Linked DNA regions of Homo sapiens: all the other regions are linked to region 2. Evidence: chromatin loops called from intact Hi-C (ENCODE). Cell type or tissue: PC-3. All regions are shown on one strand. Links, peaks and the distances in the headings refer to the core of each region. The heading gives the core; the rest is flanking DNA. Region 1 overlaps GPC6 (glypican 6). Region 2 overlaps GPC6 (glypican 6). Region 3 overlaps GPC6 (glypican 6).

What was found. Hi-C counts contacts between places; a loop is a spot of excess contacts. Peaks named below come from ENCODE experiments on the same cell type or tissue, not always from the same donor. Only the 100,000 strongest peaks of a DNase experiment are listed, where the experiment ranks them.
Region 1: a loop joins it to region 2, with 13 times the contacts of the local background. A loop is called at or near these places in 6 of 110 quality-filtered maps.
Region 3: a loop joins it to region 2, with 4 times the contacts of the local background. A loop is called at or near these places in 3 of 110 quality-filtered maps.

The regions. Positions count from the first base shown.
Region 1 is chr13:94,264,692-94,274,867 of GRCh38, forward strand. The region is part of intron 4 of GPC6 (glypican 6); the gene reads left to right. Among named protein-coding and RNA genes, the nearest start is that of GPC6-AS1, 82 kb to the left of the region's middle. In PC-3, for the core only: a CTCF peak has its summit at 6,041 (motif pointing right); no DNase peak of the experiment used is centred there; H3K27ac peaks cover 216 bases.
Region 2 is chr13:94,356,941-94,367,116 of GRCh38, forward strand. All of the region lies in intron 6 of GPC6 (glypican 6), which reads left to right. Among named protein-coding and RNA genes, the nearest start is that of DCT, 120 kb to the right of the region's middle. In PC-3, for the core only: a CTCF peak has its summit at 5,636 (motif pointing left); a DNase peak (open chromatin) is centred at 5,671.
Region 3 is chr13:93,959,800-93,969,975 of GRCh38, forward strand. All of the region lies in intron 3 of GPC6 (glypican 6), which reads left to right. Among named protein-coding and RNA genes, the nearest start is that of GPC6-AS2, 110 kb to the left of the region's middle. In PC-3, for the core only: no CTCF peak of the experiment used is centred there; DNase peaks (open chromatin) are centred at 3,922 and 4,232; H3K27ac peaks cover 1,539 bases.

The sequences.
Region 1 (10,176 bases), core at 4,663-7,162, 92 kb before region 2:
AAGAGGTATTTGAGATTAATCCATTACATGACAACTCATGTGTATTAGTTCATTTTCATGCTGCTGATACAGTCATACCCAAGACGGGTAATTTATAAAGACAAAGGGGTTTAATAGACTCACAGTTCCACATGGCTGGAGAGACCTCATAATCATGGCAGAAGGTGAAAGGCCTATCTAACATGGCAGCAGGCAAGAGAGAATGAGAACCTAGTGAAAAGGAAAATCCTATATAAAGCCATCAGATCTCGTGAGACTTATTCACTATCACAAGAACGGTATGGGGGAAACTGCTCCCATGTTTCAGTTATCTCCCACTGGGTCCTACCCACAACACGTGGGAATTATGGGAGCTACAACTCAAGATGAGATTTTGGAGGGGACACTGCCAGACCATATCAACTTGTTACTTTAGGAAGATCCTAATGTGATGCACATGAAAACAGGAGAATCCGGTGGTTAGATAACTGGCGTGTAATATGAAAAGGGAGTGTATTAGGGTTCTCTAGAGGGAAAGAACTAATAGGATAGATGTATATATAAAGGGGAGTTTATTAAGTATTAAACTCACATGATTACAAGTTCCCACAATAAGCCATCTGCAAGCTGAGGAGCAAAGAAGCCAGTTCGAGTCCCAAAGCTGAAGAACTTGGAGTCTGATGTTTGAGGGCAGGAAGCATCCAGCATGGGAGAAAGATGTAGACTGGGTGGCTAAGCCAGTCTAGTCTTTCCACGTTCTTCTGACTGCTTTTATTCTAGCCATGCTGGCAGCTGATTAGATTGTGCCCACCCAGATTAAGGGTGGATCGGCCTTTCCCAGTCCACTGACTCACATGTTAATATCTTTTGGCAACACCCTCACAGACACACCCAGGATCAATACTATGCATCCTTCAACCCAATCAAATTGACACTCAGTATTAACCATCACAGGGAGAAAGGTGAAAGCGAGAAGGGAGAGAAAGCAAGAAGTGTAAAGGGTAAGGTAAGTGGGTAAAACTTGCAGAGAAGGAAAACTGAGGAGCAGGAAGTGATTAAGCAAAATAGTATGGGGCCAAATTACAAGAAAAGGGCTGTCAGAACATATCACTGGTTGCTTAATTTGTGCCACATATGATTTTGTAAATTAGATTTGTATAAGTAAATGCCATCCACATACATGATTTATATTATCAATTTGTTTTATTGGCATTATTCCCAAGAATGCTGAAAAACATATCAGCAGAATTGGAAAGAAAGTTTCTAGGCAATAGTCACTCCTTTTCATCATAAATCTGCACTAGAGCCCAACTGTCTTCTCTAAACCAGGACATGGATGTTCAGCTGCTCACTGGATGTTTCCGCTAGGTGTCTAACCTATTATTCTTTTCCCTTGGAACTTGACCTCTCATCACCTGCAGTTGTTATACTTTTCCCTGTCTCCTTGTTTTCTCGTTTTTCTTTTCTTTACTTTTCTTTTCTTTTTTTTTTTTGTTTGTTTGTTTGTTTGTTTTTTGAGAAGGAGTCTCGCTCTGTTGCCCAGGCTGGAGTGCAGTGGCACGATCTTGGCTCACTGCAAGCTCCGCCTCCCGGGTTCACTCGATTCTCCTGCATCAGCCTCCCGAGTAGCTGGGACTACAGGCGCCCGCCACCACTTCTGGCTAATTTTTTGTATTTTTAGTAGAGACGGGGTTTCACTGTGTTAGCCAGGATGGTCTCGATCTCCTGACCTCGTGATCCGCCCGCCTTGGCCTCCCAAAGTGCTGGGATTACAGGCGTGAGCCACCGCGTCCAGCCATCTCCCTGTTTTTTCTTACTGCTGTTCTCCTTGTCTAATAGTCCAACTTACACTCTTCCCCACCCTTCCCCACCCTCCCTCAGTCTTTCTTCTCTACTTAACTGACTTCTAGCAATTCTAGCAAACTTCAAAAACGCAGCCCCAGTTATCTCTGCTCCCCTTTCCCTGCCCGGACTGACTTAAATGCTCTTTCTTCAAGATTTCATTGCACTTGGTACATGTTTCCTATTTAGCCGTCATCACACTGAATGATAATTGCAAGTGTTGCTTGTCTGTCTTTCCTGAAGTCTGGTATCAAGTACAGAGTCCTATATCTCACAGGTACTCAGCATATGTTGGCTGATCAAATGAATGAGTACAGAAAATGATAATGCACTTTTAACTGTCAGTGAAGTCAAGAGTTGAGAATATTTAGTTCTGCTGAGTCTTGCATTGATCTTCAACGGCTTAGTCATTCAAAAGTTATACTAACATGAAGGGTTAAGTGTCTGACCCATACGTTTTTAGTCCCAAAGGTGCTATTATGAGCATTATATTTTTTATAAAGTTTTAAGTCTTCTAAATTTTTTACACTATGATGATGTTATTAGTTAGCCTTTAAAAATAATGACTTTTAAAGCCCCCGTTTTCTCACCAACAACAAAAATGGAAGTCCAGATCCAGTCTTCTTGTGGTCTAGGTGTATGGGCCAGGGGTGCAGCAGATGACTTAGGAGAAATGGGGAAGAGACTGGTTGTCCAGTCAATATAATTTTGTAATAACGTTTGGAAACCACTGGTTTCTGAGACACTGGGTTTGGTTTGTTGATATGGAAATGGTAACCTATAAGGGTTAGCTTGGAAATGTGTGGAATAGTGTTAGTAAATACGTACAGTCTAATGCAAGTTTAGAAGAACAAATATATTTTTTCTGGGTCAAAATGTTTCAAATATTCTTAAGACTTATACATAACAAATATATGTGAAGGAAAATAGATGGATGTATAATATGCAAGCAGTAGACACATCTTTCTGCCAAGAGTCAGAATGGGTTTATTCAATAAAGAACCACTAGCCTTTCTCAGAATAGTCTAGTGTCAGTATAGTTGTTAGTCTTGGGGTTCTGACCCAATTCCAGCTAAGTAATTTTATTCTGCCTGCTTAAATTTCCCTACCATTACCACTCGACACAGAATTCTTCTTCATTTCTTGCTCCATCTAAAGTGTGATTCCATCCTGAAAAAGAGCTTCATGCACCACTCTAAAGGTGACTGCTTTGCTGTGATGAGTGAGGCAATTTTGTTATGTTAAGTGCTTTGGGGAAAAAAGCACTTATAGTGCTCCCGTAGAAACGCAAGCTAATATTACTCAATGAGCCTTCCTTTCAGCTGTTGTGCAGTGTGGCATTTTCAAAATGAAGAGGCCTTCCCCCATTGCAGTTTATTTATGTGATATATTCAGAATGGACCTATTTCCTAAAGGCATCTGGGAATATGTGTAGAAGAAATATGAAAGAAACAAAAATTAAACACAGATGAAGTTAAACAGCTAACAGTGGAGAGGCTAGTGGGGTTGCTAAACTGCAACTTCAAACCTAGATCTGAAATTCTGAATGATTAAGAAGAATGGAAAATAATTACACAAGGATCTTCCAGCACATCTGCCACCTTGCTAAGGTCTAAATTGCAAATGATGTTAGTAGTTCCAAGAGGTACTTAGGGTAGGCAAATGTGTCCATACTAACTACAGAATTCAGAGCTTCATAGACTTTAGAATAAATAATTTTTGCAAATTTATTGAATATTTACATGCAGCATTTAAAAGACAGCCACATTTTTGAAAAGTGTAGCAGCCAACACATTGAATATACATAGATATAATTCCTTTCTAGAACACATCAGCATGCTTTTTCTTTAAAATTAATCCCTTTCATTGTCTTTTAGTAGCCCCAAATTATCTATTCCCTTTCTTAGAATAATCTTTTAGCCTGTTTTTAAGGTACATGTTTGCTTTGAAAAAGTGGTATTATTGATCTTTAAATACTGAAAGGTGTCTTAAGGTTAATTCAAGAGTATTAGCAAAAATAACCTTACCTAAGTCTCTTGAAAGCAGGTGAGGACACAGATAGGAAGGCACTGTAAATCAATTGTTGGAGTGTTGACTCTATCATCAAATAGCAGATATTCTGATTTTTTTTTCTATTTCATTCCTAAGTGAGGAGGCATTTTCTCCATCTTTTCGTCTGAAAATCTGGCATAGGTACGTAAAGAAAATAAGAGGAAATCTTTCAGAAGAACATCAAGGCCTGTGACATGGGATGCTTTATTTGACAAAGACAACAAAGATTTCCCTCACTGAAGAACATCTCTCATATTTCATGACTCTTATTATAACGTTGTGACAAATTCTGGAAGCATTTCCTGGCCTTTCACATTGCCTCTTGAGTATGGACATTTTAACGTACTTACTAGTGTTTAGAAGCAGAGATGTTAATGGTTGAAACCTTGGAAGCCAGGGGCTCATGGGCTGGGAGGGCATCCAATTCTGTTCTCAGTACAGAACCTCTCACTCCATTAAGCTTGTTTTATTTTTATTTTTTTCAAAATGAGGCGAAGAATAACATCGACCTCTTAGAATCAAGAAGATTAAATGAAATACTGCATGTACCACTTCCTGCAGGTACATAGGAAGTGGATGTTAACAGGTGGCCCCTCAACAACTGAGCCACACGTTCGCTTTTGAATCTGGATAATGACTATGTGATGAGCCTATATATATCTATACCTTCATCTTTTATTATTGTCTCCTCAAAATGTCTGTAATCATTAACACAATGTCACGCACAGCTAGATAATGCTGTCCCCATGGTTAAAGTCCTGCTTCACTGGCATTGTGGTTTCAGGATGGATTCATGGGACTGTGACCCGTTTTCCTGTGATATTGATGTCTTCCTATTCGTTCTTGAAAGCCTACCTTTTATACCAATTTTTCTTTGCTTTAACATTATTTTGAGAGGAAACGGTCTTAAGAATGAAGCTAGAAGTAAAGGTCAAGTATTTTTGTGGCAGGGCACAAATCTCTGCAGTCCTTCTGTCTTTTTAATCAGCTACCCCGGTGCACATTGTCCCAACCCACACAGCTTGTGTTTGCTTCCGTGGGCTGCATCCCTATAGCTTTCATTTGTCTCGACCACCTGCGTCTTTCACTCTGACACTGAACACCTGTGTCCACTTTTGTCCCCAACCTGAGCCTGAGTCTGGGATCAGTTTGCCTCTGCCCACTTTCTCTTTGGTCTATCTGGACACCTGCCCAATACTCCTGACCTGATTGACCCCAGGTGCTTTACTGCGCTCCCTCCTAGTTGACCAAACTAGTCATAGATTCATATGATTTAGGAACTAGAAAGTCTATCAGATATCTACAAATTTAAGCATTTAATTTTACAGATGGGAATTCGTGAGCTCAGTGTCAGATGTTGATGTTGTGGTGCAGGCAGGACTAGAGCCTCTGTCTCCTTCTTATGTAATTAAACCCCTTTATGATTGCAAGGGGGAAACAAATGATCTGTTTTAAAACCTAAAAGTTTAAATCTACACATAGAATGTCTGCTTGAATGTCTGTTTTTCAAGTGTAGGAAATATATTACATTGTGGAATCAGAGCTATATTTTTTGCCTTCATTTATCTCTCTATGAGAATTCTATACCTAAGTGTATGTTTGAATTTTTATGTTTATTAATAAAATGTGTTTACTATACTTTGTTCTTCAATGAATAAATAACTGTCAATTTAAAGAAATCTATCTTAAGTAGATAATCAGAAATAGGGACAAATCTGAGATAAGGAGTATATTTTATAATAGTGCAAAATCAGGTAAGAATCTAAAAAGCCAACAATAAGACAATTGCTACAGAGGTCATAGTGCATTGCTGATAGGGAATATCATGCAGCCAGTAAAAAGGATGCTTTCATAGAATAATGAGGGGAGTATCTAACTATATTGCTATTGAATTGAAAACAAAGGGTAAACATTGCATACATAGCCTGATCCTAATATTGTGCCTATTAGAGTTAACATCTGAAAGGAAGTATCACAAAATATTCGAAGTATCTCTGTCTTGGTTAGTTACAGATGATTTTTATTCTCCTCCTTGTCTTCTTTTTCCAAATAGTGTGTGACAAACACATACAAAGAAAACATTTGAAGTTTTAAAAATCTAATAAAAATGTAGTTATGTCTTTCTGAAAAACAAAGTTACTTTTCACTTTGTCGCTAGGGGGAAGTGTTCTTACTCCAATCATATGCATCTTCTAAGACCAGAATATACCACTGCATTCTCAAAATCAACAAGGCTACTTTTCCATGGGAAGTTCTGAAAGAGTCCGAACACTAAGAGAAGTGGCAGAAAGAGAAAGTATGGGCCCACAGCTTTCAAGATGAGGGCTGCTGGCTGCAGTTCCCAGGGGCACTTGTTTGTTTAATGCAGCCTTATAAAGGACCAGAGACAGAGAAGTATAATTTTTTTTTTTTTTTTTTTTTTTTTTTTTTTTTTTTTTTTTCTGAGACGGAGTCTCGCTCTGTCGCCCAGGCTGGAGTGCAGTGGCGCAATCTCGGCTCACTGCAAGCTCCAGCTTCCCAGGTTCATGCCATTCTCCTGCCTCAGCCTCCCGAGTAGCTGGGACTACAGGCTCCCGCCACCATGCCCGGCTAATTTTTTGTATTTTTTAGTAGAGACGGGGTTTCACCGTGTTAGCCAGGATGGTCTCGATCTCCTGACCTCGTGATCCACCCGTCTCGACCTCCCAAAATGCTGGGATTACAGGCATGAGCCACCGCACCTGGCCACAGAGAAGTATAATTTTAATTCCCTGGAGCAGACGGTGATTCCCTTGCCTCACACTTGTTAAATACACACACACACGCGCGCGCGCGCGCGCACACACACACACACACACACACACACTCCATCATGCCCACTTCTCTGAGACTTCTGCAGGTCTCCTTGGCTAGAATGACAAGTCCAGGCAAATTCACTAATGTTATTTTTCACCTGTCCTGAATAGGACCTTCCCTAGCCCTTTACAACCTTGAGCCTTGGGCAAGTTATTTCCCTTCTAGGGTCTTAGTTTCCCCAACCATTAAAGAGGATAATAGTAGTTCCTACTTCATTGTAGTGTTGGGGAGATAAAACTAATCTCAGTGCCCTAAAGTGATTAGAACAGTACCAAGCCCATTGAAAATACTACATGACAAAAGATGTGTCTCTCTCATCTTCTGCTTCTCTCTCCATCCCCCTCACTTTCTCTCTTTCTCTGTCTCCCCCTCCCTTTTTCTCTCCCTCCTTCCTCATCTGGAAAGTGATCTTTATCTTCACCATGTGGCATTTTGAAGATAGCTTTAAACAAGATGCAAAGGCAAAAGAAATAACAAAAGTCATCTTGCCATTTCATGGGGTAAATCAGAGATGAGATGAAGTCATTCACTTCCTAAAATGAGTTTTTTCATTTTTTTAAAACAATCCACCTTTTTCTTTGGGTCTGCTGACCCATGATTACAGGGTCATATTGTGTTTTTTTTATTTTTGTTTGTTTTGTTTTTCATTTTGGTTTACCTGGCACTGAGCAATAAAATAATAAAATATATATATCTTTTCAATAATACCAGTATGCACAGAAGTAGGAAAAAAGGGCTCCCATTGCTTACTGAATTGCTCACTAATCACACTGTTTGAATTCAATGGGGAATTCCACAACACACCCGACTTTTCATTTATTTATTTTTTATTGGTTCTGGGAGAGGTTTGTGATTCATTCCATGTAGGTTGCAAGCCCTTGTACTACAGGAACAAATGGTCTCTGGGGCGATTTGGTTTATTAACTTTTAGGGCAAAGGAGGAGAAATAGAAGAATTGCTTAACTGCAATATGCTGGTGAAAAGTTTAGACTTTTGTAGTTCAATGACACTTTGAGATATTTTGACTGGTCCTGCTTCTTTTTCTTTTCTTTTCTTTTCTTTTCTTTTTTTTTTTTTTTTTTTTTTTGAAACAGAGTCTCACTCTGTTGCCCAGGCTGGAGTGCAGTGGTGCCATCTCAGCTCACTGCAAGCTCCGCCTCCCAGGTTCATGCCATTCTCTTGCCTCAGCCTCCCAAGTAGCTGGGACCACAGGCGCCCGCCACCACGCCCGGCTAATTTTTTGTATTTTTGGTAGAGACAGGGTTTCACCGTGTTAGCCAGGATGGTCTCAATTTCCTGACCTCATAATCCGCCCACCTTGGCCTCCCAAAGTGCTGGGATTACAGGCATGAGACACCACGCCTGGCCCTGGTCCTGTTTCTTGATGATAGATGGACTGATTGTAGAGAAGGAGGCAGCGTGATGGAGTAGAAAGATACCTGGCCGAAAGACAGAGACTCAGGCCACGGTCACAGCTCTGCCACACATGCCCAGCCACATCACCAGGCTCCTCGTGTCCCTGGAACTCAGTGACCTTCTTCACACATGAAGAGGGTGAACTGGACACAGCCCCCTCTCAGTAAGGTTTTGTCATTTCAGGGATGATGATAAGTCATATCTTCCACATAAACTTTGTGAGGAAATAAAAGGAACTCTCCCATCCATAAAGAAATAACAATCTTAATACAATAAGCATTTATTGTGCTGCCTGCCTGGTGTTGCATTTAACCCCCCAGTGAAGTAGGAACAGTCTCCCTGATAGCAGAGATGAATCCCAGAACTAACAAAGGTTAAGTAAGTTGCCCTAGGTCAGAGAGCCTGTGGCTGGTGGCACCAAGCCTCAAGGCCTGACGCACATCTTATGATCATGCCTCTCTCCATGCTGTCTCTCTGGGGGAGCAGAAAGACCATCTAAGCTGTTAAGGATTCAAAGTAACTCAAGTGAAATGTGCAAGTTAATAAAGAGGAAGGAGCAATGTGAATGCTTTTATAGCTTTGTGAAGGGTAATTCAGGATCACAGTGCCCATGTGGTAAGAACAGAGTTACTATGAGAGACTTAAAGAGAAGCTTAATTGGAGCAAAGAAAGAAAGAAAAAACTCTGAGATAGGACAAAAAATGCTTTGTCTCCATCACCTATGTTTTCTCCTTCATTATTCTCTTGTAAAATGGTGAAGCACGTGGAATTTAGTAAGTAAATAAGATACAGGGTAAGCATGTTGATGCTATTTGTGCAATTTAGGCACTTGGTGTACCAGATGGAGTGAGAGCAGATACGAGGGCTACTGCTCCAGGAGCTGCTGTTTACATTTAATGAGTTGCTTTGGGTTGGTCCAAATTAATCCACTAGCTACGAAAACACGGTAGGAGGCACTAGAAACATACACAGAGTTCTTCTCTCAGAAAGATCTTTAAGAACTCTTTACCCCTTAAATTCTATGACTCATCTTTAAGGCAAGGAATGATAGGTTGATGTGAATTATTTGAACATTCCAAGCTACAAATGACATAAAAACTTATTCCTATGAAGAATCAACAATAAAAATTTAAATAAAGAGTTATGGTTGGTAGTATATACTTTGATGTCCATCACATTCATGATTTACAAGGCCTACTCTTCCTGGCTTATGATGTAACTAAACATCTCAAAGATATAATATAGCAATGAGATGATGCTTACATGAATATATTATGTTTTTATGAAATACAAGGCATCATTCTCCTAAAAAGAAGCCAATGTCGGAAAATGAATCCTGTAGATTCTAATTCCTGCACTGTGTGAGGACTACTGGTGAATTATTTTCCGCCACAATTTGCATTTTCTTCTGCAGTGTTATAGCAAAATAAGCCTCTTTGTTTGCACTGGTTTCAGAATTAATTTAGTTTGTATATTTGTTCTCTCCTCCTCTTCCTGGATTTGGTTTCAAAGTAAACAGTTGTTTTCATTAAATTCTCTTTTATTTGGCCTTAGTTCTTTGGTTACTGTCATTATTCTGGATGGCTGTCCCTGTTTTATTTTTGAATCTGATATCTGTACACTGTTTTAAATTGCATTAAATTGGTTCGCTTCCATTTTCTATTGTTTACCTCATTCTGGGTACTATGATTTCTGTAGCTACATCTGATTCCTGTCATGGTGTGATCTTTTTGTATGAACCTAAACACCATACAGGGTTGGCAGAATGAGAAAAAGAAAATCAACAATTTGATGTTTACTGAATGTGGACAAATTACAAGGAAGAAACAAAAATGACATTCATCACAGAGATTGTCTTGAAAGTTAATGACAAACTTAGAGTCTTGAAAAGCAGCAGGAACTACCTTGTTTGGTAAAGCCAAAAATATCAACATCTTTTTTTTTTTTTAGCTTAACCTAGAAATAACCTCTGACAGAAGCAAAAGCAGCCACACTTTTCAATTTCAAGCTAAAAGAACTAAAAAGTTATTTCTACCTAATAAAAAAGTACAA
Region 2 (10,176 bases), core at 4,524-7,023:
TGGAAAATGTGTCATGGAGTTGCCAGTTAAGAATCCATGATTGATAGATGTGAACAAGACACCACTCGTCTGTCCCCTGTCATCAATCTGGACCATTGCCCACCCCACCTGGCTTTCCCAGCGCCATACCTGTGTATCCTTCTGGACCCCACCTGGGCTGTTCTAGCACCCTTCAATGATTCTCCAGAAAAAATACTAAACTGCTCACAGTAGACTATAAAACCCTGTAGGATCTCCTGGCCCACTTCTCTGGCCCCAACTCCTGCCTCTCCAACATATGCACTTTGCCTTTCAGTTGCACCAAACTAACTACTTTCCAAACCCTTAGTGGGTTTGGTCCACATGAGCCTTTCAACATGGGCTCCATCTGATTGGGAGCCCCAACACCAGCTCACTCTTCAAGATCAGCTCAGAGAGACAGAGAGACCCCTGTGGGAGCTTCTCCCTAGAGCCCCTACTTGGCAGACCCAGGACCCCTACTCTGTACCTCTGGACCATCTGATGCTCCGCGGGTAATACTTATCCATCAGAAGCTGCATGCATCGCCTGTAAGATACAGCGTGAACACACAATTCTGCGGCACTCTTGGCCAACTGATGGTACCCAGGCCTTGAGAATGCCTCCCTCGCTCCTTGAACCCTCCCTAGAAATTGATTGGTTTTCTCATTAAGTGGTCACAGCCCTAAGGTACCACCACCATGTGTCTATTTTCACTGGTCCTGAGTTAACCTGTTATGCCCTATCCCCTTTACTGTGGTGTAAGTGCCCTTACCTTTTCCCATTTGATCTCAGTTTAATTAACTTTGGGTCACTGGTTTCTGCTCTTGAAAATACATACTCTACACTCAGCTTTCATTCTTCTCAACTCAGTTCTTGTCAATGTTGACATCACGTTGTACTACTGTCTGTTTTTATGTCTATACCTCCACAGAAGAGAAAGCTCCTTGAAAGTAGAACCGATGTCTTTTCATCTTTGTAGCCCCAATGCCTAATGCGGTATCTTGCACAGAGAAAACCCTTAATGAATGTTTGTTGACTGAATGCATGAACACATGCAGCGATACAGCCATTGCCATTGGTCTTTAAGAGAAAGGACCATGGCACTTTGGGAAGCCGAGGAGGGTGAATTACCTGACATCAGGAGTTCGAGACCAGCCTGACCAGTATGGTGAAACCCCATCTCTACTAAAAATACAAAAATTAGCCTGGTGTGGTGGCATGCACCTGTAGTTCCAGCTACTCAGGAGGCTGAGACAGGAGAATCACTTGAACCCGGAAGCAGAGGTTGCAGTGAGCTGAGATAGTGCCACCGCACTCCAGCCTAGGCGACAGAGCAAGACTCCGTCAAAAAAAAAAAAAAAGAAAAAGGAAAAAAAGAAAAAGGACCATGAATTAAGTTATGGCAGCAGTACTACATATTCAAAAAACTAAGTAAAGAAAATAAAGACAGATTTTTTTTAATTACTGCAATCAGATTCATTGGTCATGAGAACCTGACCTATAGGCTTAGAAGAAGTGAAAAGATGGATATAAAAAGCTAGACTAAATCTGAAAATTAAAAGACCTTTCAGAGAAAGAAAACAAAGTTGAAGTCACAGGGTTGAGCTTGCCCTGGAGAGATCACACTGTCTACTCTTTAACCCCATGGGTCTGAGTTTTCAGATTTCCCGTGTATCAGGATGAGTTGGGGATACAAGTTAAGAGTGCGAATCTCCAGACTGCAGGTCTAGTACCTGTGTCTGTACTGAGAGCACATTGTGTGAACACCTTGGCATGGTGACCCCAGGACCACCTATGCCTTAACCATTTTTGATCAGGGAAAAGCTCTTTTCCTTGTAAAGATGACTACAGAGTTTCCATGATTTTCTAGGATACTCAGCATGTTTTTCCTGAAATCCTCTTTTTCATCATGTTTTAGGAAAGCCTGTTCTAATGGCTTTGTTTTCAGAAAAAAACTGTTTTTAAAATGTCAAGCGAAAGAGATTTCTAAGTGTCTCTTCTTGTTGTGGAGTCACCTTTTTGGACCAAAAAAAGTAAAATCAAGTTCTGGACAAAAGTTCTAGCTCCTCTGAAGTTTGTCCTTTCCTCTCGACCATATAAATAATGGAGAAGGGGAACTTACTGGTATATCTCATTTAGGCACTTGGATAAATAACACCCCACTTTCAGTTATCTTTGGAAAAAACATTGAGAAACCCTCTTACCTTTTTGAGGACAAAAGAAGCAAATTGAAAATGCACTAGGCCTTTTTTAAATATTTGTGATTTGGCTTGAAAAAGAAGGTCGGTTTTCCACATAGGAAATAATTTGAAGAAATAAAATGAAAACTATTTTCAAAAGACTGTTTAACTTTCCTTTAATTATACTAAAAAGAATAATAAAGAGCATGAAGCATATTGGAATTTGTCATTTATGGATCACCATGGCATAGTATAAAAATTCAGAAGTAGCTTCTAATGAGAAAAATACAAAAAATAATATCAGTGAATTTTATATTTATTAATCTAGGGGAAAAATTGAGAGGTTAGGGTTCCATTCTGTTCAGAAAGACTCACAGTGTAACCTCACATGCCAGCATGATCATTATACTATGACTTTCCAGTGCATCAGGAATAAAACATAAGGCTCGTCAAAGAAGTAATAGAAAAGCAACCTAATATTGAGGCTAACTTGACACAAATCATTCTAATTATTTACATTCAGAGCTCCTTTTGCTGAGACCTTTTTTTTTTTGAAGAGATAAAGGCTATTTTCTAAATACCACTGCTTAGCTACCAAATCTATTAACAGAAAGCCCCTGGCGTTTGATCTTTCAGATTCCAGTGTGCTTCCAGTACTGTTTTTATACTTATCTGCAATAAAAAGGTGATTCCTCCAAGCGCTTTGGATTTGGTTGAATCAGATTTACTGTCTGGCTTCTCAACCTTATTCCCAAGTACAATGTAATAGGAAAATGCAAAGCCCTTTCAAGTCCCCATGGGTTCCTATGGCAGGGTGGTGAAAATTTTGTTTTCTTTACTACTTTTCATTTCATAAGAGAAATAGTCTCAAGGAGAGGATTTCTAATGCAATGTTGTTAGATACAGACCATTAAATATGTAGGGCTGGCTTTCCAGCCTACATATGCAGCCCTATGGGAAAACTCTCCCTTTGTCATGGAAACCCAGGGGAGGAGTTGGTCTGTGCTGTTTTATGAATAAAAAATCCAGAAGGGGAACTCTTTTTCCATTTTAAAGCCAGGAGGAGTTTTTAGGACTTTCATTTTTTCACACTTGCCTGTTAGAGAAATGGCATAAGTTTTATGGTATTGTGCATCTAGAATGTTCTTAGCACCACCTGAAAATTATTATTTCCGCTGATAGTTAAGACAGATGATAGATGACTGATCGATGATAGATGATTGATTGATTGATTGATTCAGGGACAGTATAATCCACTGTTATACATAACCAGAAGCATAATTGGGCAAATAGCATTTGATTCATCTGTCTTTGGACCTCCTAAAGGAAGATGGGCTGATTTAAAATGTTATCTTGAAAAATGTATAGTCTTGTATTTGTTTGGAGGGTTCTAGACATAGGCATTGTTAGAAATGGTTTAGAAAATTAGGAAAGGCTACTCAAACCATAGTGGCGTTAAAAAAAAGGCCAAGAATTAGGAAATTGTTTGTAGGGCTGCTAGAATCACAATGATGTTGGAGAAGGTCTAGAACATTAGCATGGACTGATAATTCAGGGAAGAGTACCAAGATTTCCAGAGTGCTATCCTCCTCCCCCCAAATATATTTTCCATCTTTTTTGAAATGAGTGAGACCTACCAATAGGCACAGGGCTTTTCAAATGCATTCACACTCTCCAGTTCACCAGTTCTGTTGTAATGGTTAATTTGAGACTGCAGGCTCTGGGCCCCCACTGCCAAGGCTCAAAACCAGGCCCTACTACTTGTGCTATGTGATCAAGGCCAAGAGACTTCACTCTTCACTGCCTCAGTGTGTTCACTGTTCTTGTGAGGTTGTGGTGATTAAACAATAAGATAGGAGTGATGGGTGTAGCATGGGGCCAGCCACTTAGTGAGGATTTGATGACATCTCACTAAACAAAAAGGTCACCATAGAAATGCAATTCTCAGTTATTGCATCTGTAAAGTTGAGACATCAACAGCTACCTTTCAACATTTTTTACAAATTGGAGGCAATTATGGATTTGGTTGCTGAGTGTCCAATAGGTATGGTAGCCATCACTGTTGTTATCATAATTTTTATCAACACCTGTCTCACTCCTTGTTGTACAGGTCAAGAAAACCCAACTAGATCATAGCTTCTTGAAGACAAGCAGGCTTCATGGGATACTACCTGCATAGTTGCACAAGGCCCAGTGTTTAGAAGTACCTGACACTCTGTAGTTGCCACGTTCAAATTCCTAATAATATTTAAACAGGGAACCCTGCATTTTCATTTTGCACTGGGCTCTACAAATTACGTAGCTGATCCTGAGGACAGGGACTGTTTCTAACTTGGTTTTATAAACTTTGTCTTCCAGGCACAGTTCTTTATACACAGTAGGTTTGCATTAGATGTTTCTTGAAGTGAATGGGCATTGCCACTAATTAATAATAACTGAACATGAAAATCATTTATTCAATGCCCACTTTCGGAAATCCAGGCTCCTCCTGAGCTTATAAAGTCCTTTTGTGGACAGGCCTTTGGCCAATAACAAGAATCAATGGTGACAATAATCGTTCCAAGTAAATCTTGTAAATGTAGAAATGGATTGAGTATTTGCAGGATGTACTTCATAAATTCAGACAGGAAGGTTGGTTAAATGTTTAAAATTGTTGTTTGGAACAGATTAAAGGGTGCAAAAAATGTTAGCAAAATCACTTGGGAAAGGTGGTTTCTAATGTTTTTAATATTGGCACAGTTAGTAACTGACTTTAAATCCTTCCTTGATCAACATAAAAAGACATTTCAAGGGAAAGGAAATAAATGGTAATGCCATTAACCATCACACATTGTAGAAGTACCTATTATAAAAAATCCTTTCTAAGTTTTACTGTTCTGGATCTAAGCTTATTTCATAGAAATACAGAATTAAATACTACACTTGATTTCATTTTGGAATATTAATGAGACTGAAATAAGCTTTAAATTTTTCTTTGACTCATTAAGCTGGAAAGTCAAAGTGCTAAAAATACATACTTTTGCTTCAACATAGGCTGAAATGGATACAAAGAATTTTGTGTCAGGGGGAGTTTAACTTAGAGTAAAAGGACCTATCGGGGGAAATTTGAAGCAATTGTAATGTAGAATTTGGCTATTATACATAAACATATGTCTATATTCATCATGTAGCTTTACTTGTCAGAAAATATCTATCTTAAAACTTGTACAGTCAGAAAAAGTATCAATAACATAAAATTTCACAGCCCCCTTTTAGAACTATGGCCTTAACATTTTGTAGGGAAATAAAGCTTTGGTTAACCTTGGCTCTGGTAGACCTCATTAAAATAACAGCCTGTCAGTTTCAAGTTTAAAATAACAGGGTTGTCAGTTTTATATGCAGTGGAACAATCTACAGTTTTATTCTCGGGGATAAGACTGGTAAGGGGGTGAAAGGTGGACAAAGACTGGACAACACTGCCATCTGGTGGTTATAATGAAGGTGGCCTCTAAATGCCTGGAGACGAGGCTGGACCATCTTGAAGGAAAAGAGGGTGACGTCAGCCTGCTTTAAGCAAGTCACTGTTCGACTTTTTGATAGCCTTTTGCCTTTAAAATGTAGGTACATGCCCAGAGCCTAGATGCAATTTATAATCTCAAAGTTACAGTAAATCAATAATAAACTCTGCTCTTTGGTAATCTTTAATCCCTGCATATCCATGATTTGAGAAAATTAATTTTCAAGAGAATGAAATCTTGTGAAAAGAATTAGATTCAACAAAAACTTTATTTTACTTTAAGTTCTGGGATACATGTGCAGAACGTGCAGGTTTGGTACATAGGTATACATGTGCCATGGTGGTTTGCTGCACCTATCAGCCCATCATCTACGTTTTAAGCCCCACATGCATTACGTATTTGTCCTAATGCTCTCCTTCCCCTTGCCCCCACCCCCCGACAGGCCCTGGTGTGTGATGTTGCCCTTCCCGTGTCCATGTGTTCTCGTTAGATTCAACGAAAACTTTAAAAAATATTTTCCTTTATTAAAACCACCACATATCTGGTGTTTTATTGCATGAGTATCTTGTGAGAAATTCATCAAACTGATGATATATGATTTGTTTACTTTTCTGGATGATTATTAAACTTCAGTAAAAATAAATAAATGCAAACCAAAAAAAGCTGTTCATAGGCAAAATTTTGATGGCTGTCACAAAGCTGGATGGAACATGTTCCCATTTATATAAACTGAAGCAATTCTAGACATAGGCTGGATTCAAACAGACTTCTACTGTAACCTAACTTCGATTCAGTTCTTTCCTGCTGTACTTCGGACAGTTGACTGGGGGTATGGAGCAGGGGCAGGAGAGTGAGGTCAGAGAAAAATGAGTTCTGTTGATTTGAAATGCAACCTACTCAAAAAGTTCAGAAGAAGATACTGAACTCTCTAATGTTGAGCTAATAGCCCACCTTTAGTTCATTCAGACAACAACCCCTAGCCTAGGAACCATGCTCAACCCCTCTCAGTAGCAACTGGCCCCCTCTCCTGACGTGCTTAGGAAGGACCTTAGACCATGCCCTCAATATGGTAGCCACCAGCCATACATGGCTATTGACCACTAGGGATGTGCTGTAGACAGAACTGAGATGAGCTCTAAGCGAAAAACCCACAACAGATTTTGAAACCTGTGCCATCTAACATGGCAGCCATTAACAATGTGTGACTATTGAGCAATGGAGATGTCCGGTGGAATGAACTGAGATGGACTGTAAGTATAAAATACAAACTAGGCTTTAAAGACTTAGTACCAGAAAATAATAAAGAATATACAATATCTCATTTAAATGTTTCGTGTTCACTATGTATTGAAACAATGTTTTGAATAAGTTGTGTTAAACAAAACATAACATTGAAGTTAGCTTCAACTTACTTTTTTTAAAATGTGGCAACTAGAAAATTTAAAATTACACCTGTAGCTCCTTTGTGGCTTACATGATGTTTCTACTGGATATTGCTGCCTTCAGGCTCTCATTGCTTCTTCGAACAGGATGGCCATTTTGCTATTTTACAAGTTGTTTTCTCTCTCACTGGAGCTAAAGTGGGCTGCCTATGACACTTCTGCAGCTTGTAGGAGACTAAGAGGACCCATTTAGGTTATTGGATGCTTATGATGCAAAGGTGAAAGTCAAGCAAAATTATGTCACCTGGGTCTAATCATAAGCAGAGTAAATCGTACTCCCTGGTTGGTGCCCCATGGGGTAAATTGGATCTTTAAGGTAACCAGATGGCTCTCAGGAACAGGTAATTTACCTCACCGGGGTAAGAACTTGATTTGCAAGAAAGAATACAGTTTAGTCCCCCAATGCCATATGTCCCCATGGTGACATTTGTACTCATTAAGTACTTCCAGTTCCAAGTGCCCTAGCAATGTATGAACTTTCTTTCTCCCTTATTGTAAAATATTGATTTTACTTCTCACACCCTACAACCCTTAAATGTGTGAGCCATTTTTAATGCTCGTTTATGTGTATATATCATCTTTCCTCCACTGGGTGGTTAATTGAAGGCAGGACCACGTCCCTTAAATCACTGTATGCCCAGGACCTTAAAAAGGCCCAGTACATTGTAGATACGAATCAAGTGTGTGTGCCTGCCTGTGTGCAGCTGTGTGTGGGGGTGGGGGTGTTTAGTTGGAGTGACTATCCATAAACAGACCCTAAGCAACCAATTATCTATAATATAGGGAAGCTTACAAGGAAGATGCCCCTCCCTATGGCAGTAAACTTATTTTGCAAATAAGGGCATGTCGAATTTACATGTCATTTACAATTTCATTTGAAGACCCAGAATTTGAACTTGCCCTTCTGCCTACTCTGCCGATTGTTCATTTATTCATTCGCTATTATTGAATACAACCAAAAACCAGGCATTGTGCTAGGAGATGGGACACACATCTGCTAGGAGGTGGTGAGCACAAAGGACAGAGGCCCTGCCCCTATGTCACCTGCAGCTGGGAGGGAGGCCCACAACCATGATGAATAGGCAAATCTTTATGGTAGGTAAAACCAAACGGATCTCTGTGAGCACATATTCTGGGGAGGTCCTAGTTGAAACCCATAGAAAGACTTTCAGCTAAATCATACTCTTCTCTCCAATGTGTAGACTTTACATTTGAGTAAGAGTTCATAGACAGCCTTGGGTGCTGTGGTTTACATTCTTAGACATATTTATTAGTATCTCATCCTATTGTTCCTAGAATTCCCTTAGGCTAAAATCTTTGGTATTTGAACTCGAACCAGTTCCCAGTTAAACCCAGGAAGAAAAAAGGCAGATCATTGCATTATAGCATAAATATAACACAAGAAATGTAAAAGTAGCATTTATTATGCACCACACAATGCAAGTCTACATAGTTAAGTACAAATCAAATCATATATGCCCAAAAGACATTTATATGCTTTTGGCTGCCTATTCCATAAAAGATTTATGGCAATCCGTCTCTACCCTAAATGGCTTTAGAATTTAGATAAATCTGATTTCCACCTACTAGTTGCTGAATATTTTCCTATGCTGCATCTAAATTACTTTTCCAATGTGTGTACATCCTTGTGGGTACTCTCACTGTTGGATGGAATCATGTTTGCAATATCTTACGTAAGATAAGTAAGATATCATGCTCAGTGACACCACTCTTGGGTGAGCAAAAGGTGTTTCTTGTTTCCTGGTAAGTTCCAAATGTCTGTAGGCTTCAGAGAAACAGACCAGAATACACATCTATTTCTCAGCTTCGGTGTGGAAGAATAAAGCCACCAAACTGTTGGAATTAAATAACGAATTCTAAAATATTCAGGAATGCCTAAACTTGAAGTGAAATGCTTTGCAATGCCTCCTCCCCCTTTTTTAATTAGCAGACTTACTTGTCCTGGATTTCATTCCCTGAAGATGAAATTTCAATATTTTCAGAGTAACTTCAGGTAGCTATGAGCTTAACTGAATCACTGTGGTATGCCAATCACAGGTAGAAATAGAGATGGAAATTCTCTATGAGTTTCCTAAGTATCATCAAAGGCCCTGTGAAGGGGTTGTACATTTGAAGTAAGAGTTGGCAAAGAATCTGAATTTTTCAGCAAAACTAAATGTTCAAACATTAAACTTTTTCTCACATTGGCAAAATTGAGCTATTAAATATTGGAGTGGTCTCTGGCAGTTTTCCAAATCAGGGCTAATTTCCAGGTTAGTCCTATACAAAGGGGTCAATCCTATGCCACTAGCATCATCTTGTTAGCTATATCAGGAAATTGAGGAAATATGGGGGAAATTTGCCTTTCAAACCACAAAGAACTTCCAAAAGGTTTCATTCCATAATGATGATAGAATAGATGATGGTAGGAGCAGAGGTCAGGTTTAAAATAAAATATCCAAAATGCTTCAAGGTGCCTTATATAACTGCTAGAAATACTGAATTCATTCTCTTCTTTTGAAAGCGCACTTGAGATCTTCCAATCCAGCATTATGAAGACCGCATATCTAATGACCTAATTTAGAATCAGCACTTGTCACAATCCATGCTCTAAATCATGGCAAGTTCCTTGGGGATTTCTGCCTCTATACAGCAAAAATAATGCCTGAGAAAAGATAGAGGCCGAAGTTAGCCACCAAGGAGAATAGAGCTGTTCTCCAAAGCAGAGAGCGAGAGAGCAGATGGGACAGACCTTTGGTCAGCAGCGAATCAAAAGGAGCATTTACCAGGGGCTAGGCAGAGAAAAACAGAATCCACTCACAATTTGAAACCAGGTAGAGCTTGCAAAGGAACAAAGCCAGGCAAGAGAGAAAAGTTGAGGGCTCAGTCTCAATGCCAAGAGAGGAGGAAGAATAAGAATGTGTTTCTGCTATGTGCTCAAGCCCTGTTCATAAAGACCCAGAACTGCCTAGCGAGGGGAGATGACTTGGCTTAGGTCAAAGCAACAAATCCCAAGTCCTCCTTCATTGATATCTGTCATTAGAAACATTTAAATAG
Region 3 (10,176 bases), core at 3,239-5,738, 400 kb before region 2:
GATCCAGTCTTATCTTTATTTTAGAAATGACGAAACTAAAGCATACAAATTTTAAGTAAACTGCTCAAGATCACGCAGCTAGTAAGTGTCAAAGCTGGGGTTTAATTCCAGATAATCCAATTTCCTTTCTGCCTCTAAAAAGCCTTGTGTGTTACAGATTTAGTTGTTGCCTTTCTTATTTTATCTAGCCTCATGAGGGAAAGAACTGGTAATCTCCCTCACCCTCAGGCACGTTTCTCTGTAGACTCCACATCTTCTCAGGAGGTAGTGAAAAGGTGGGAAAAATAAATTACTGATCTCTTCAACTTCGAGCAACACGTCCTTCTTGCTGGTATTTCCTCAAGCTGTAGATGGTGGGCTTTCTCCTCTTGCGGGCTCCTGTGGTCCTAGTCTTTCTAGAGAAGAACTATATTAATATGGTAGATGGTCATGGATGAAATACAAACCAAAACGTTTTTACATATTGAGCACTTAATTACTGATTTGAGCAAGTCTTCCAGGATAGGTTTGACTCACTGATCTATATCATTCCCTGGAATCCTGCCCATAACCCATCACAGTCACGGATCTCCGTAGGCGGTAGTGTGTTTTGCAGTTGCAGAAAACCTCTCAATTCCTTCAAATACACCACAGTCAGAAAGTCCTATGACTTAGGACTTAGTTCTCTGCTAAAATGTTCATAGGATGGAAGATGGAAGAAGCATGACAGAAGGGAGTTACCAGAGAGTTGGAGTAGGGGCAGGAATGAATGCAACAAAAATGGCAGCCAGGGTGCTGAGGTGTATAAGGTTCTCTTGTAGCCTGCCACTCCTTGGGGGAGCATCTCTAAACATTTAAAAGTACTAAAACACTTCACACATTGGATCCCAAGTTTTTTTCCATCTCATTTGGTTTTCTTCAGTAGCCTTAGACTCCTAGGTCTCTGTGATGCTGAAGCCACTGCTGTATTCATGTGGATTATTTGACATCATGCAGAAAAATATAACCAGTTTATTGCTGGAATTTTTTTTTTTTTCTTTTTTTTTTTTTTTGAGACAGAGTCTTGCTCTGTCGCCCAGGCTAGAGTGCAGTGGCGCAATCTCGACTCACTGCAAGCTCCGCCTCCCAGGTTCATGCCATTCTCCTGCCTCAGCCTCCCGAGTAGCTGGGACTACAGGCACCCGCCACCACGTCCGGCTAATTTTTTTGTATTTTTTAGTAGAGGCGGGGTTTCACCGTGTTAGCCAGGATGGTCTGGATCTCCTGACCTCGTGATCCGCCTGCCTTGGCCTCCCAAAGTGCTGGGATTACAGGCGTGAGCCACCGCACTTGGCCTATTGCTGGAATTTTTAATCTTCCCAACTGGTTGGTTGTTTTGGCATCCTGTTGGGTGTCACTAGATGCCATTTAAAACAGATTACTTAAATCTAAATTTTAAGAGGAAATTTAGAATCTGAAATGAGAACCTATAAATAATCTCTTGAGTCTTAACTGGCTGGCCAAACAATAAAATAAACCTATAATAAAATTCTGCACATGAGGCAACTAATCTCTAAATTTAAATAACAGTTGCATTTACCTCCAGCCAGGTGTTTGGAAAGTAAATAATGCGAAGCAGTGATTGAGATAAAATATGGCTTTACATGAAAAATCAGTATTTCCACCTTCCTCTTTTTATATTCAAGTTAAAAGTAGCCCATTGAACTTTTAAAAGTTGAAATATATTTCCAAAAGAAAAAAGATTCATTATTTATTGTTATATTGTTGACATACCAGAGTAACACAGAATAGCTTTTGAAATGCATAGACCATCACAATTCCTTTTAGTGATGAAGGGAAACATTAGCATGCTTTGATTTGGCCATGATGTCCCAGACATTGTTTGTCATTAGCTTAGTAAATGGTTTAAAGATAGAGGAAATGATGAACTTCTACTAAAATTTCAGAGGAGACTTGAAAGTTTAGTTTGATTGCAGTGCAGCCAACTTCATATGTTTTAGTGCTATTTTAAGTTGAAATTTCTCCCCTCCTTTTTTTTTAACAATAAATGTAAATAGCAGAGATTTTAGGCAATTGCCAAGGTGTTTATTTGTTCAGTTAGCCATTTCTACTAAAATCTTTGAGCCGTCCTAGCCTCACCTAGCTTGAAGCTAATATTAACAGCATCTGTAGTTCGTTGCTGTTCAAGACTCAACTATTCCTGAGGCTGTTCACCAAACATGTTACATAAATCATTCCTAGTCCTCACAACAGCCCATTCAGGTCGATATTATCATCTCCATTTAACAATTAAAGAAACAAGTTCAGGAAAGTTAAGATCACACGGCTGGTGAGTATTTGAACCATATTGCTTACCTGATAAAATGTAGTCCATTACTATAAGTCCCCCACAACATGGTTGTAAATTCCATTTCACCTAAAATAGTAGCAGGGCTGACAGTCCAACTTCAGCAAAGTTCCTGCATAACATATTTCATCTTGAATAAGTAATGGCATCTTTTTAACCCTTAAGCATTTGATAAGGTTCTTTTGTTGAAATTAATTATTGATAAGAATGGTCGCATGAAAGGATACAGAAAGAGAGATGTTGTGAAAGTTACCCCAGATCATTTAATTTAGTAACAGTAGTTAGCAAAAAATATATATATATTTTTTTTCTTTCTCTAACCTGGATTCTCTCTTGTTCATACTACTCCCAGTTCCTAACCCAGTGCCCCACATTCTAAGCAGCCTTGAAATATCTGCCGAAAGACTGAATACAGAAACGAATAAGTGCATGAAGGAATAAACACATAAATAAACAACAATACTTATATAGGTGTTAGTTATTCTTAAAGTTCTATTATTTGGTGACATGGATTAACATGTCCTTTGAAATTTGAATCCAGGTGGTAAAACCTAGAATAACAAGCTAGTCTATTATACAGATGCTGTTTCTGTCACCCCAAGAAATACTATAAAGTGGCTTCAATGTATTATTATAAATTAAATATGATCGCTTTTTTGCTCTTTGGACAGAAAATGACTAAAAGATGAAAGTGTGTAAGCACACACAGTGGTGTCTGATAAACCTTTGTTGGATTGAGTGGAATATTTCACAGCAATGGCAATAGGTACTTGTAACCAAACTCTCAAATATTGTGTGACAGTTGTTCTGATTAGCTCTATCTCACCATTAATATTTATTGAAGCAAAATCCATCATGGAGAATTCATAATACCTTTTGCATCTGAAATTTAATGGCATATTTTTATGTGAAGCATACCAGTCTCCTAAGCTGTGTAGCATTTTTTTATATTCTTTACTTTCTGCTTAGGTATTACTTTTATAATTGAATAATTGGCTATTTTTTCTTGTAGATTTGTTCCCAATCCTCTAGATTTTCCAAGATCACTATGAGTATTATTAAGTAAACAAAATCATGAACCATGGAGAAAAGTGCTTTTAGAAAAGGGTTTTCATGGTCTTGATGAGCTTTATTTTTTTTTTCTGCAATGGCCACACATATTTTAGCTACTGAACAAAATCTGCAAATAAACTCTTTTACTCATTTGTGATTACTGAATAAAATAGAAGTGTACAATGATATAGGCTCTGATGGGAAAATTTTGTAAACACCAGGTGGAGAGGACACAGAGGTGATGCAAACATCTTCCACATTTTCAAATGTCAGCTGTTCTCAAGAGAGGAAGCTTAAATAAACATCATTTATAGTCTTAGCAGATGTTATCGATACGTAACACTTTAATTGTAGTTTTCCAATATCAGTGCTGTTAATAACAGTTCAGAAAAGATCTGAAGTGCTTTGATTTTAATCAGTGGTCATTTAAAAAATAGCTGTGCTAAATGGCGTATGTTTGTCTTTAAATCATCTCCGTTAGACAGATGGTATCTTTGGAATTGTTGTGACATTTCATTGTTGCTGGTGACTGATGACTCATTGTAGGAAAATCCTTGTGTACACAATACGTGAAAATAAGATTGTTTGGTGTTCTTTCCTACAGCTAATTTTCAAACAGAATTTCAACAGATGTGACAATTTTACCAAGATGTTGTCAAAATAAGAGCAACCCACTGACAAATGAAATCTGGCTCATGTTCAGCCCTTTGGTACCATTCTGGTTTGTTCCAAGTATCAGGAGACTTTGTATCAATGTCAGCCCTGATAACTTGATCATTTCAGATGGCACACTGTCAATTTTTTCATCCTTTCTAATGACTCACTTTGCAATCGAGATGCAACACTTCCTGGTTTTTCTTTTCCTCCACCTCCCCCCACTCATGTATTACCAAAGAAACAATGCTTGTAACTGATCTTTAGTTGTTTGGAAATAAAATGAGATCATCTACTAGAAAGACTTTTAGAGGTCATGGAGAAAGATGATCCATGATGAAGGAACTCACAGGGTCCTAAGGAATTTCAGGTTTAGCTGTGAATGTTAGATTGATAACCTTGCATAGTGAAAAAGGTAACTCCTATGACAATTCAGTCATTGCTTCCTTGACTAACGTGGTGGTACTAACCCTGGGAAAATGAGGTCCACACATAATGATATCATGCATTAGTTTAAGTGTAAAAAAAGGCCGTAAAAGGAGCCCATTATTATCAATGGCAACTGGATGAGCAATACTGTTAAAATACTGGGTTTTATTACAGTGAGCTGACACAACAGAATATTCAGAATCACTTAAAGTAGCCCAGCACAAAACCCTTTAATGATGTATCATCCCCTAGGAGGGCTAATCAAAAACAGATAAAAGAGGGGAGACAATAATATTTGTGCACAGTAAATCCTATTTTAAAAGAATAATGGGATCAAGGTGTAACTTTGTTTTTAAGAAGTGGGTAGTGCGTATAGTAAAATGTAACTGTGTTTTCTCTGAATAGCGTATTTTATTCCTGACCAGTCTTCCAGAAGTATCCAGAGGGCAAAAGTGTGACTGAAAGCAATACAGTGAAAATTCTGTTGTTTCTCCTATTTCTGAAGTGACTGGCGTTGTTATCATACTGCATTATTCACCTACTAGAAAGAGAAAATAGCCCAAAGTTTTCCATTTCCATTATGGCTCCAGTAATTCTCATTCTGTTCCGCTGACTTCTACATGGGAATAAAAAATGTTGTAGCATTCTACACATTGCAGAAAATAGCTTACACTCAAAGCCCTTATCAAGAGAAGAAAGTTTTAATACTATTGCTACCATATAAAAAGAGACAGCAGTCATTTAAAAAGATAGTTTTCATTTCATGTTTAATAATTATCTCCTTAATTATTATGTTTTTGTAAATATATAAAGTTAGTAAGTATTTGGGAAACACTATGAGTTTGTTTTTTTTTTTTTTTTTTTTTTTTTTAGCAAGGGAAGTTTGGTAGTTAAAAATAACCACGATTGGGAGGCTGATGCGGGCAGATCACACGGTCAGGAGATTGAGACCATCCTGGCTAACACGGTGAAACCCCCTCTCTACTAAAAATACAAAAAATTAGCCGGGCATGGTGGCAGACGCCTGTAGTCCCAGCTACTCGGGAGGCTGAGGCAGGAGAATGGCATGAACCCGGGAGGTGGAGCTTTCAGTGAGCCGAGATTGCGCCACTGCATTCCAGCCTGGGTGACAGAGCAAGACTCCATCTCAAATAAATAAATAAATAAATAACCACGAATACTTTGCAATTCATTCGGTCAAGAGGAGGAGACTGTTTCTCCCTCTTTTATTTGGGTTGACCTTGTACCTTGCTTTGACCAGCAGGATATGGTAGATGTGATGCCATGGGACTTCTGAGCTGAGGACTTGAGAGAGCTTGTAGCTTCTTTCTGTCTCACCCTCTTAAAACTTGGTCACCAAGAGGTAAACTGAACTAGCCTGCTGGAGAGGCCAGTGGAGAAGAACTGAGGTGTCCTCACTGCCAGTCCGTTATCTGCCAGATATGTGTAGACAGCCTATTTAGAACATTGAGCCCTTGTCAAGCCACCAGATGACAGCAGCCTCTTAGGTCACCTCAGAGGAGACCAGCAGAAAAACTGACCAGCTGAGCCCAGCCAAAATCACCAACTCCTGGAATTATGAATGAATAAGGGATGACTGTTTGCAGCCACTACGTTTTGTGACAATATTTTAGGCAGGAAAATATTCTGAAAAAGTAGAGTGAAAAATCAGATCCAGCCTGGCCAGCCCTCTTCCCGCAGCCCAGCACATCTATCAGCCCAATATCTCCTGCCATGACCACAGGCCAGTTATGAAAGGAAAGACCACCATGATCCTCTGACATAAACTCTGTGCTGTCACGTCTCCTGGGGAAAATTATTCCACTGAGGTCATAGACTGAGTTAAATTACAAGCTGAGGGATCTCCTCCTGGGGCACCTTTGCTTGTATGATCCACCTTAATGTCAAATGATTCTATCCTTTTTAGTGTCACTGGCTGCAGGCAGGCAAACCTGCTTACTCAAATCAACTTGACATAATAGGAATAAGAATGTAACCATTGTGCAGCAAGCCAGTGACAGAACAGATCCTCAAAGAATTGAGTGGGTCCTCATCTCCTGCACTTGCCTAAAACAATATAAAAGAGTGAGCCAAGGTATATGTGTGTGAATGTATATTTCCTTTACAGGGTAGACTTTTCTTTTGCTTCATATGGGCTACCAGACCTCTGCTTTTGAGCACACCTCTGTTGGGTAACTCACTTATGCTTTTGATCTTCTGTGTATACTTTGCTGTGTTTGTTTGGTGGACCAAGAGCTAACAAAAGTATAAGCAACTTTAGCCCAGCCCAAGTCACCAACTTGGACAGTCTTTCTTGCCTAACCTAGAACAGATATTAAATTATTTAGGAGAAAATGAGACTTTACTATCAGTTTTGTTTGTTTCCTTCATTTTTTTTTTTTTTTTTTTGAGATGTGGTCTCACTGTCGCCCAGGCTGAAGTACAGTGGCATGATCATGGCTCATTGCAGCCTCAACCTCCTGGACTCAAGCAATCCTCCCTCCTCAGCCTCCCAAGTAGCTGGGACTACAGTCACATGCCACTACACCTGGCTAATTTTTTAAAAATATTTTTGCAGTGATGGGGTCTTGCTATGTTGCCCAGGCTCATCTCAAACTCCTAGGCTAAAGTAATTCTCCTGCCTAGACCTTTCAAAGTGCTGAGACTACGGGCATGAGCCACTGCACCCGACATGTTTCATTATTTTTTTAAAGTTTAGACTGAAGGTGATGTCATAGATTTAAACAGTCTCTCCCTAACCAAAATTTGGATGGTAAGGCAGAAGAAAGCATGAGAAAGGGAAACTTGAGGGAAGGTCTCCAAATACAGAAAAGGATGATGATGAAAAGTATTCACACATGTGGTGGTTTTGCTACTTTTTTCTCCATTTCATTTACGCAAGCATTTGCTGAGCAACTGCAGTGTGACAGTCACTTTGCTGGGTGCTAAGGGGACTGAGATGTGTAAAGTGTGACATTTTCAGTCAGAAGTTTATAATCCACTGGTGAAGACAGACAGTACAAATGAATAGTTATAATTCAGTGCTACATATACTATGATTAAAGTATTTGCCACGATGTACAAAAGTAGTAGTTTCAATTTTGAATAATGAGAGAACAGACACAACCTCTAAAAACTGTACTGTTTCCCAGCACCAAATATGCTTACATATTGGAAATGATTTGTTTGCCATTCCTACATGCTCATATTTGCTTAAAAAGACTGAAAATGCTGTGTATCTCTTTTTATTTACCATCCTCAAGCACAAGTAGAAACTCAATAAATATTTGTGATTCCTGGTGCAACAAATGTTTCTGCTTCCCCTCACCTGCCTGAGTTATGCACCTGTAAAACATCTTTCTGCGGTTCATTCTGCACTGTGCCTGTCATTGTTTGGACCTAGGAAGACTTCTACCTGATTATAACCAAGTGAGATATGACAAATATTTAAGGAAAATTCTAGAGAAATCACTTAATGCATTAAATTGATTTTTCAGAAAAATAATGAATGGTATGTGTTCTAAATTTTCTTACTCTCTTTACCAACGAGAATGCATTGTAAGCTCTCAGAACATAGATATCAGAACTTATTACTACCTCAGAGACTACACACATTGTAACCCTTTAAAAACTGTTGGCAAATTGGACTGAATAGATCTTCTGTAAACATAATCTAATAGGTAATCCCGTGGGCATTGACTCAGTAAAATTAAATGTCACCTTTTAAGGCCTTTCTAGAAATGCTTATGAACATATGAGTAAAAATAAAAAATTAGGAGTGCTCATTTTAAGATAAAATTTGTAACTGAATGTTTTCCTTTAATTCCCTTGAACTCAGATCTTAGAAAAAAACTTCAATATAAGGCGTAGCTTTACTTTCTGGTGTACTTAGTAAAATGCTCATTGTTAGAAGAAATGAAAGGATGTAGCCAATTGATATGGAAGAGAGAGTGGGCCTTCAAGAGTGCAGGGCATTAATAAAACCAAAAATACTTAGAAAATAATTGCTTAATACATTTAAAATTTAATTTTAAAGAAAAATATAAAGTGTGGATGATTAAAGGTCTTTAAAATTTTAAACTTCTGTAGCTTTATCCAAAGGCATTTCTATAATCACTTAATTCTGTTTCTAAGTAATTGGCTAACACAATTAGCTTAAAAAACAGTTTTTAATATTCACAAATCAGTTCACTTGTATTATACTCATTTTTTTCTTTAATGGAATGCATTCTGTTAATATAAGACAATATTCAGAGTGTGCTTTCTTATTTGTAGCAAAATCCTGTTCTGAAGAAGCACATGTTTGGTACAAGCCACCTGAAATCAAAGACTTAGAGAAAAGTCACTTTTAATCCAATTAAAATAGCCATACACTTTCATATCCTTTTTAAATAAAATTTCAAATTAAAAACCTTTATAGGTTTCCTTAGACTGGCTGTGGAATACATAAAGGTGATTCCATTAGATCCTATTCTAATGAACTGGGATTATGGAAATTTCCACAGATCTCTTCTTAGTCACATTTAATAGGAAATATATATTACATACATATTTATGGAAATAACAAATTAGAGTTTAATGTATGCTGTACTGTCAAGGATCAATATAGAATTATTTGGAATGACATGGAAACTAAGAGGCTTGAGAAATTTTTGATGCTAGATGTTGGTATAATATTTGATTTAGTTTTCCCCAGTCTCTCAATATTTCTAGATTCCACAAAGATCCAGGCATCTCCTGAAGATAACAGTTTCTTACTAGGCAAAAACCCTTGGGATGCCTTGATGCTAAACATTTAGAAGATGCTCAGAAGCATGAATAATCATCTAGCACCAACCGAAGAGATAATAAAAATGTGATACACACTGTGGTCATCTTCCCAGCTATGTTCTACTTCTCCCCAGTGTTATGGCAGCTTAGTAGTTTAAAAGGGATTGATATCAACTGTGGTTTGATACTGATTGTACTGGTTGTATCAGCAAAACCCATTCAGTTCAGCATAGAAAAATACAGAGAGATGTGATGGGGCTTTAGAAAAAGATTCCCATTTGTCCTGCAGTGAGAGCCACTAGAAGAGACCCTCACTATCCCTGGAAGTAGAGAAGGAAACCTAGGATCCCAACTGTGCTTAGCATCTTGTAGAAAACTTAGGATGAAGTGTATGCCAGGGATGCCTAAGCAGACAGAGAAAATGCATCCAGTTCCTTGGCGATATCACTGAGCTGCAAACCCAAGCAACCATGAAGCTATCCTTACCCCTTCACCTCCCTGTTACTCTTTGCTCCATTTTGCAGTTGAAGGCCTCCTGGCTAATACCATTAACAAACTAAGACTTTTTTTTTTACACTGTTTAAGATTGAGGTAAGATATACATATAAAATATACTATCTTTACCATTTTTAGTGTATACTTCAATGGTCATAAATACATTTACATCCATTTTTTTTTCCTTCATCCCTCCCTCCCCTCTATTCTTCCTGGCCTCTGGTAGCCACCATTCTACTCTCTATCCTCATGAGATCCACCTTTTTAGCTCCCACATGTGAATGAGAGCATGTGGTATTTGGCTTCCTGTGCCTGGCTTATTTCACTTAACATAATGGCCTCCAGTTCCATCCACGTTGCGCAAATGACAGGATTTCATTTCTTATGGCTAAATAGTATTCCATTGTGTATGTGTACCACACATCACCAGGTGTGATTATGTTCATTCT